Regions from separate parts of the Homo sapiens genome. Here all the other regions are linked to region 3. Evidence: chromatin contacts called from ENCODE Hi-C or POLR2A ChIA-PET data. All regions are on one chromosome and are shown on one strand. The core of a region is the stretch at or near the end of the contact, and the rest is flanking DNA. Distances in the headings are between cores, read along the strand shown.

Region 1 (2,812 bases), core at 293-2,792, 1.2 Mb after region 3:
GAGGTTGCAGTGAGCTGAGATCACGTCACTGTGAAACTCTATCTCAAAAAAAAAAAAAAAAAAATTCATAGCAGGGCAGGGCGCGGTGGCTCACACCTGTAATCCCAGCACTCTGGGAGGCCGATGTGGGCGGGTCACCTGAGGTCAGGAGCTCCAGACCAGCCTGGCCAACATAACCAAAACAACCTGGCTAAATTCAATCTCGGCTAAAAAAAAAACTACACAAATCAGCCAGGCATGGTGGCGCGCGCCTGTAATCCCAGCTACTCGGGAGGCTGAGACAGGAGAATCGCTTGAACCCAGGAGGCAGAGGCTGCAGGGAGCCGAGACTGCACCACAGCACTCCAGCCTGGGCGACAGAGAAAGACTGTCTTAAAAAAAAATTATTAAAGACTTCTCAGAAAATAGTAATCTTTCTTCTGGTTAAGAATAAAACTTAAAAAGTTATCAGTGCCTACAGATTAATCACTCTTCTGTGGTAGAAAAATTTCGACGATTCTGCACGTCAAAGCAAACAAGGTAAACAAAACCACTAATTACTAAAAACCTTTTGGATTTAGAAACCTAACTCGCCGGGCGCGGTGGCTCACGCCAGTAATCCCAGCACTTTGGGAGGCCGAGGCGGGCGGAATACGAGGTCAGGGAATCGAGACCATCCTGGCTAACACGGTGAAACCCCGTCTCTACTAAAGAAACCCCGTCTCTACTAAAAATACAAAAAATCAGCCGGGCGTGGTGACGGGCGCTTGTAGTCCCAGCTCGTCGGGAGGCCGAGGCAGGGGAATGGCGTGAACCCGGGGGGCGGAGCTTGCAGTGAGTCGAGATTGCGCCACTGCACTCCAGCCTGGGAAACAGAGCAAGACTCCGCCTCAAAAAAAAATAAAAAAGAAACCTAACTCAAGCCAGGGTGAGACTACGAATCACGGCTTTGGCTTTAAGTGCCTGTTGTACTAAGACCGATGTAATCACCTCGGTCAAGTCCCTTTGCCTTTGGCCTCAGTTTCCTCATTTGCTAACGCTGGGCAGGGAGAAGAGAGTCAAACTTTGCTGTTCTCACTGGGCATCTGAGATATGGAGGGAAGGGCGGAACAGAGGCGAGACACCCGACCCGACCGCTGATGTCGCCCCAAAAAGAAGTCAGCTCGCAGGGCTCTGGAGGCTTCAGCAAGCCAGGCCACCCAGACTCCTCGCTCCAGCAACCCCGGGGCCTGCCCAAGCCGGTGGGGCAGGAAGGAGGGCCGAAGGGCCTAACCCCTTCCTTGCTACTCGTTGACTTCCTACCTTTACTGCATACAATTTGCCGCCTTTCTGCCCCAGATACACTTTCCCGAAGGCGCCCCGGCTAATGGGCTTCACTATGCTGAATTCCTCAATGGAGGGCGGTTTTGGCACTGCGATCCTATTCACGCCCTCCTCAGTCGCCGCGCCTCCTCCAGGCTCCTTCTTGCTTCCCGCGGTGGGATCCATCGCTGGACAGCATACAGCGGCCCCGCAGACACTGCCCCTCCGCGAGCAGCCACTCCCGCCAACTGGGTTCAAAGTGAGGCTCCGCCCACGCCGCGCGCGGCCGTGACGTCACCCCGCCGCCGCGCCCCGCCCTCGTCACCTCCCCTACGCAGACGCGGACGGAGGGGGCGTCGGGAAAGCCCCGACTTCGCAGCCTTACACTCTTCGTGGGCGGCGACCGCGGCCCCACTGACATCATTCCTCATGAGGGAGGAGGCACAAACAGTTCTGGGCCGACCAGAAAAAGGACGACTGGGACTTGACTCTGAATCGCAGGATTTGAAGAGATTTCTCCTGGCTTCCCAACGAGGCTGGTGGGAAGCGGTCCTCCTCCCATACACGACCTCCCACCCTCGCGAGGCGTAGAAACCAGTTCTGACTGTACAGTAAAGCGAGGGCCAGGGCTGAGGTCTGGAAGCTAATGAAAGCACAGAAAGTGTCGAAACTGGATGAGCAGGAAGCGAGTGGCCTCCCCTGTCATCTGACGTTTTCCCAGGATGTAATTTGCCTGACTGAAACAGATCAGGACCAACAGGGAGAGTTTTCGATTTAGTGTGAGGAAAAGAGCACTAAATTGTAGCAAAAGACCTTATTGCTCAAGGCCCAGTCAGAAGATTTCATAAGGAAGCTGTAGAAAGTCTTAAGAGGAAATCAGCCGGGCGTGGTGGCGGGCACCTGTAATCCCAGCTACTCGGGAGGCTGAGGCAGGAGAATCGCTTGAACCCGGGGAGCAGAGGTTGCAGTGAGCCGAGATCGCGCCACTGTACGCCAGCCTGGGCGAAAGAACGAAACTCCGTCTCCAAAAAAAAAAAAAACGAAGAAAAAGTCCAAAGAGGGTAAAGGCTGTTCTCCCCTTAAAAAACAGCTAAAGACCTTTGGGGGCGCTGCTCCTTGTAAATGTCAACTACTTCCGCGGGAAAGAACGCGCAGGCACTTGGCCTTGTGGGCGCTCACTTGCCCCGGAAGTACTGTTGAGTTAGCGCCTCGCCTTCCGGGGCGGATTGTCTGTCGTTGCAGTAGCTGTAGGAAGGGGAGGCCATTTTCCGTTTCTGGGAGGAGTGAGGGGCAACGGGTCGGAGAAAAAGGAAAAAAGAAGGGCTCAGCGCCTCCCCGCCGGGCCGTGGACAGAGGGGCACAGTTTCGGCAGGCGGGTGAGGTCGCTGAGGGCCCGCCGGAGATGTTTTCCTTGTCGAGCACGGTGCAACCCCAGGTAAGCCAGGCATTCAGCCCATTTTTTTTCCTCCCGCCCTGCCCGTGGCTGTTTGCAAATTGCGCTCGTGGAAGCGATTTCTCAGAAGGGACTCTA
Region 2 (2,813 bases), core at 167-2,666, 1.5 Mb after region 3:
TCAGAGGTCGAAGAGGGAAACTGGTTCCCTGGGGCCCTGAATAAGGCCCCAGTAAAGGCAATATTCAATAAATACCTGGTGCTGGCAATTTTTAATTTGGTTGAGTGATGTTTTTACTCCTAGTTATTTTGATTCTAAATGACTTTATGGAGATACATGAACATATGTCCAAAGTCTTTGGACAACACTTTTCATAGCTGATTATATCCGAAGCATTTAATGTTCCTGTTGAAGTGAAGAGCTTGAAATATAGGGCCTTTTGAGACTATTCCAAAGCAGGTGATAAAAACAAAACAAAACAAAAATCCAGGAGCAAAAAACGAAGGATCAGGGTGGGTGGCTCATGATTGTAATCCTAGCAGTTTGGGAGGTTGAGGCAGAAGGATTGCTTGAGGCCAGGGGTTCGAGACGAGCGAGGGCAACATAATTTGATCCCTGTCGCTATAAAAAATTAAAAAGCTCAGCCAGGTGTAGTGACCGACGCTTGTAGTCCCAGTTACTCTGGAGGCTGAGGCAGGAGGATCGCTTGACTTTAGGAGGTCTAGGCTGCAGAGACCCATGATTGTGCCCCTGTACTCCAGGCTGGGTAACAGTGAGATCCTGTCTCAAACAAGCAAACAACTCCCACCCCTAAAAAAACGTGCACATGACCTTAAAAGTGTAGGAAGATTACATGATAAGGAGAGTCAGAGAAAAGAGAAATTAGGACAGGAAAGCACTACAAGCTATGTATGTTTATTTTATAATTGAGTCTTTAAGGGTACGGAGTATTCGTACTCAACTTGTACCCCCAGTGTCTAGTACGCTGCTTGGTAAACAGCTGGCAATCAAGAAATGTTTGCTAAATTTTAAATGAATTGATGGGGGCGGAACTTCAGAAAGTAAAGCCTGACTCGCTTTATTTCTAAGAAGGCAGAGGAAGTAAAAATCTAGTTTTCCGTACTCTGTCCCCTTTTTAATCCTTCTCTGAATGGGTGTCCTTGATTCACTGACATTTCCTAATTAACCAAGTTCTGCCAAGTTTCACATGAAACTTGGGGAACCGATTTCATTCCCCCAGTATCACCCTGTGGCGCCACCTTCCGGAGCTGTGAGGAAACTCCGGACTTCCCCCCAACACCGCCCCCTCCCTCCACCCTCGGTCTCCGCTTTCTGCGCTCTGCCGCGTTGGTTTTCGGAGGTGTCTGGGCGCATGCGCTTTGGACGGGCCGCCTAGCCTAGGAGAGACTACAATTCCCAGAAGACAGTGCGAAAGAAAAAAAAAATCCCGCGGTCCGTGGGGGTGGGAGAAATAAACGCTCGCGAGAGAACGAGGTTCAGGCGGCTGCACGAAGGGGGTGGAGGGGGGCTGGAGAGAGTGAGGAGGAAGGGGAGGAGGTGCCGTCCCACAATACCAGGCGGGAGGGCGGGTAGGCGGTTTGTATCCGGGCTGTGAGGTGCTCGGAGCCTCGGCGGACCTTGCTGCCTCTGTCTCTTTAACGCGAGAGGAAGCGATGCAGAGGGGTGGAAAATGGCAGAGCTGCAGATGTTACTAGAGGAGGAGATCCCGTCTGGCAAGAGGGCGCTGATCGAGAGTTACCAGAACCTGACTCGGGTGGCAGACTACTGTGAAAACAACTACATACAGGTGAGGCGCTCTGGCGGCCGGCGGGCGCTGGCCGGGTCGAGGACCCGCCGGAGTGACCAGCCCACTGGGCGGGGTGGGGAACTGCCCTGACCTCAGCGGCTGCCACCAACCCGAGCCCCTACCGCAGCCCCAACCCCAGCCCCAACCGGGGACAGAGCGAGTGGCCGGGCTGAGGGAGTCGGGCTGCGATACAGGAAGTGGCTGTGGTGGTGGAAACCGATAGAAGGGGAGAGAGAAAATGGGCGAGGGAGCCGGGAGCCCGCCGCTGCCGCAGCCCGGCGCCCCCCTCGCGTCCGCTTCCCCCAGGGCCCGGCCACCGGGGTCGCGCGCCCCCCAGGTAGCCTCCAGTCCGCAGGGCTGGAGTCCCGGAATACCCCCGAGCTGCCGCCGCGCCGCCTCTCTGCGCCGGGAGAGGAGGTCCAGGACGGGAGAGGGGAGAGGAGAGGGCAGGGACGAGGCTGAAGCCGCAGAAGGGAGAGGACCAGCGGGGTGTGTGTTGTGTGTCGGCGGAGGGTGGGGTGGGGGCGATTATGTCAGTTTCAGCCCCCAGAGGGTGTGTCTTTTATTTATTTATTTATTTAAAAAAAATTTGTCATGAGTCACATTACACCGACCTCCCGGAGGAGAGGAGGAAGCGGGTGTGGGGAGTGAGGGAGGGCGTTTGAGAGAAGTTCATCTTAAAATTCCTTTAATTGAAGGTTTGTAAATCTGTCTGCTTGTCCATTTTCAAGTCGGGTTTTTTTTATTTTTTTCCCCCTCTCATCGTTTTCACTTCCGCCCCACCATAATGTATTCTAAGAGGTTGTTAGGGCTGCTATCATTAATTATCAAACACGAATTGTTCTTAACTCCTTGGAAAAACGGCTTACCCTCCCTTCTCCCAAAAGTTCTTGAGCTGTAGGCTTCATAAGTAACTTAAAATAGACTGGTGTCATCGCCGGTTGCTTATTTTCTGAGGTTTCTCTCTTAACAAGCTAAGTAAATGTATAGTATGTGAATCCAAATACAGAAACGAACAGAGGTAGCCTCTGAACTACAACGTAAAAATATCTGTTATTGTAAATTAGAAAACTCTTGGGACTTTGTGACAGATGCTTGTTTGTTCGTTTCTCTTTGGATGATTGGAAGTGAATTGTGTGTGGTAGTTTGTTTTGAAGATCTTTAACTGTGTAAACCAACAGTTTGC
Region 3 (2,809 bases), core at 99-2,598:
CTTTGGCCTCCCAAAGTGTTGGGATTACAGGCATGAGGGACTGGGCCCAGCCCTAATAAATATTTCTTGAAGGCATAGACTTTTCTTCTTATGTTAAAACTGACTTCCACAATAGGATGCTTCGGCGTTTCATGTTTTGTGTATGTGAGTGTAATTTTGCTCCCTGGTGGGGTGTAAATTTACTTTCTGAGGCATGGGGGTGAAGGTGACAGTGACTAGTATATTGCTTCAGGATGTGTTCTGGCCCCTTCTTATGGTGTCACCATCTTCTAGGATGTGGCCAGAGCACGGTGAGGTATGTAACAAAATGAAACCTTTTGCTTAAAATCAAATTGGCCAGCAGGGCGCGGTGGCTCACGCCTGTAATCCCAGCACTTTGGGAGGCCAAGGCAGGTGGATCACAAGGTCAGGAGATCGAGACCATCCTGGCCAACATGGTGAAACCGTCTCTACTAAAAATACAAAAAAATCAGCTGGGTGCGGTGGTGCACACCTGTAGTCCCAGTTACTCAGGAGGCTGAGGCAGGAGAATGGCTTGAACCCAGGAGGTGGAGGTTGCAGTGAGCTGAGATTGTGCCACTGCACTCCAGCCTGGTGACAGAGTGAGACTCCGTCTCAAAAAAAAAAAAAAAAAAAAATCGGTCAAAGTACAATATTTGCTTCCTACTCTGCTCATCTTCACCTGAAAAATCTACAGATTCTTCAGATTGCAAACCCATGCTTACCAAAGATAAATGCTTGCACTTTGCATGAATTTGAAAATGTATCTCTTATTTTTCATTCAAGACTCCAAGTTGGCCAGACAGGATGACTCATGCCTGTAATCCCAGCACTTTGGGAGGCCAAGGCAGGTGGATCACATGAGGTCAGGAGTTCAAGACCAGTCTGGCTAACATGGTGAAACCTCGTCTCTACCAAAAATACAAAAATTAGCTGGGTGTGGTGGTGCGTACCTGTAATCCCAGCTACTCAGGAGGCTGAGGCAGGAGAATTGCTTGAATCCAGGAGGCAGAGGTTGCAGTGAGCTGAGATTGTGCCACTGCACTCCAGCCTGGGCTAACGAGCGAGACTCCGTCTCAAAAAATAAAAATAAATAAAAATACAAAATAAAAATAAAGACTCCAACTCAATATTTGGGGAAAAAAAGCCACTTTTATCCCTGTCTTTGACCCCTTAATCATTTTTCCTTTGCTGGACCTAGTCCTGTCTCTCTGAACTCTCTGCTGCAATTTCCTGACACTGTGGCCCAGGTCTGGGGAGCTCTTTGGGTGGGGCTGAATGCCGAAGCTCACTCACCACTTCCCTTCTTTTCAAAAGAAGCGAAAGTCTTTCTAGTTCCTTCGGTTTGGGTACTTTCTTTAAGTATGTGCCTGAGTAGACAAGTCATCGTATTTCCTGATTCTGCTCACTGAAAGTAGTTTCTACTTGTGTGCAGGAATAGCTTCTAGCTCTGATGCTTAATTCTTTTGACTTAAATATCCCCATATGGTGGGAGGTCTAGAGAGGAATTTATACCACTGAGACTCTCACTATATATATTTTTTCTGTCAGTTACTCTTGTAAGCTGTGAGTCTTTAATGATTACCATATGCACAGGCCCATATGGTCTGAGCCTCCACTCAGCACGTGTTCCTTGATCATAATGTCACAGAGCAGTGTGGCTTTTCCTGTGAGCATTCTGTGCAACATAGCATGGTGACAGATACCTTATCCGGAGTCGCCATTTTATTTTTTCAACGTTTTCAGTGCGTCTTTGGAAACACTAGCCAGCCACTTGTAGACACGTCAAGTACAGATTCATATTTGAAATATCCTGGGTAAATATTTAAAGTATTTCTGTGCCAAGCAAAGTGGCTCATGCCAGTACTTTGGGAGGCTGAGGCGGGAGGATCAGTTGAGGCCACGAGTTTGAGACCAGTCTCGGCAACATAGTGAGACCCTGTCTCTACAAAAGTAAAAAAATTAGCCGGGCATGGTGCTGCACCTGTAGTCCCAGCTATTCGGGAACCTGAGAAGATGACTTGAGCCTGGGAATTGAAGGCTGCAGAGAGCCACGATTGCATCACTGCACTCCAGCCTTGGCGACAGAGAAAGAACTGTCTCAAAAAACAAAAAACAAACAAAGTCTCTCTGTAAGTTTGTCTGTCCATGATACGCAGGGAAATTCAGAGAGGAATTTGAATGTAACTTTTATCTCTGTAAAACAGTAGCATTCCTTCTTTCTGGCCATACTAAGGACCTGTTCCCTAAATGGCTGGAGCCCACGTTAGTTTGAATTGCTGCGTGTGAAGCAAAAATGCAATTTCATTATCCGAACAAAACAACTTGGCTTCATCGTGGGAAGCTCGTTAATTTCAAATGGAAAATAATCAACCCAGAAAAGGATGGGTGGGCTTTTTCTTCCTCTTTTTCCTGTAAACTAGAGGAAAATGGTTTTTGGCTGAAAGATAGCTTGGCAAGAAGCTTGACTCTTCAAAAGGAAGCCCCTGTAGAGAGCAGATAGGCTCTGACAGTGGGGGGCACAGGTCTGTGTCCATTTGTCACACGATTTTGAAACTGGCAGGGGTGCCCCTGCTGCTTATATCACAAGAGGGTTTCCACAAGGCACGTGTTCTCCAGTGAGGGTTCTCAGTAACTCATGAGCCATTTGCGACTCGGTACAAATTCCCAGGGGCCCAATCTCTCCTCTTTTGCCTGCTCCACCTAATTCTAGATTAATGTCATGGGTGGGTGAGAAGAAAAAGAAAATTATAAGACTTTCTATCTATTTTTATTTTTATTTTTTATGACACAGGGTCTTGCTCTGTCA

The links. Hi-C counts contacts between places; a loop is a spot of excess contacts on that map. ChIA-PET counts read pairs that join two places held with the same protein, here RNA polymerase II (POLR2A). Pooled maps may share reads with other maps.
Region 1: a map of naive thymus-derived CD4-positive, alpha-beta T cell shows a loop between it and region 3 (17-fold over the local background). The contact joins the promoter of MASTL here to the enhancer-like site in region 3. A Hi-C loop is called at or near these places in 1 of 168 maps with a recorded cell type or tissue (naive thymus-derived CD4-positive, alpha-beta T cell) and 6 of 50 pooled maps. POLR2A ChIA-PET finds 5 or more read pairs at or near these places in 1 of 52 experiments (activated CD8-positive, alpha-beta memory T cell).
Region 2: a map of CD4-positive, alpha-beta memory T cell shows a loop between it and region 3 (20-fold over the local background). The contact joins the promoter of ABI1 here to the enhancer-like site in region 3. A Hi-C loop is called at or near these places in 2 of 168 maps with a recorded cell type or tissue (CD4-positive, alpha-beta memory T cell and naive thymus-derived CD4-positive, alpha-beta T cell) and 6 of 50 pooled maps.

The regions. Positions count from the first base shown.
Region 1 is chr10:27,154,082-27,156,893 of GRCh38, reverse strand. It overlaps MASTL (microtubule associated serine/threonine kinase like), which reads right to left and starts at 1,542. Exons shown (of 12, transcript NM_001172303.3): 1 at 1,282-1,542. The coding sequence starts at 1,467. YME1L1 (YME1 like 1 ATPase) reads left to right here and starts at 2,510. Exons shown (of 19, transcript NM_014263.4): 1 at 2,510-2,716. The coding sequence starts at 2,684. RefSeq lists enhancers at 851-1,100, 1,721-1,780 and silencers at 1,455-1,653, 1,451-1,660.
Region 2 is chr10:26,859,561-26,862,373 of GRCh38, reverse strand. It overlaps ABI1 (abl interactor 1), which reads left to right and starts at 1,416. Exons shown (of 11, transcript NM_001012750.3): 1 at 1,416-1,627. The coding sequence starts at 1,511. RefSeq lists an enhancer at 1,174-1,373 and silencers at 1,694-1,783, 1,894-2,043.
Region 3 is chr10:28,366,875-28,369,683 of GRCh38, reverse strand. No RefSeq gene overlaps it. Among named protein-coding and RNA genes, the nearest start is that of MPP7-DT, 65 kb to the right of the region's middle. Within about 2 kb of position 1,348, at least 9 of the 41 ENCODE cell types and tissues checked have a DNase peak (open chromatin) inside an H3K27ac peak, as active enhancers do.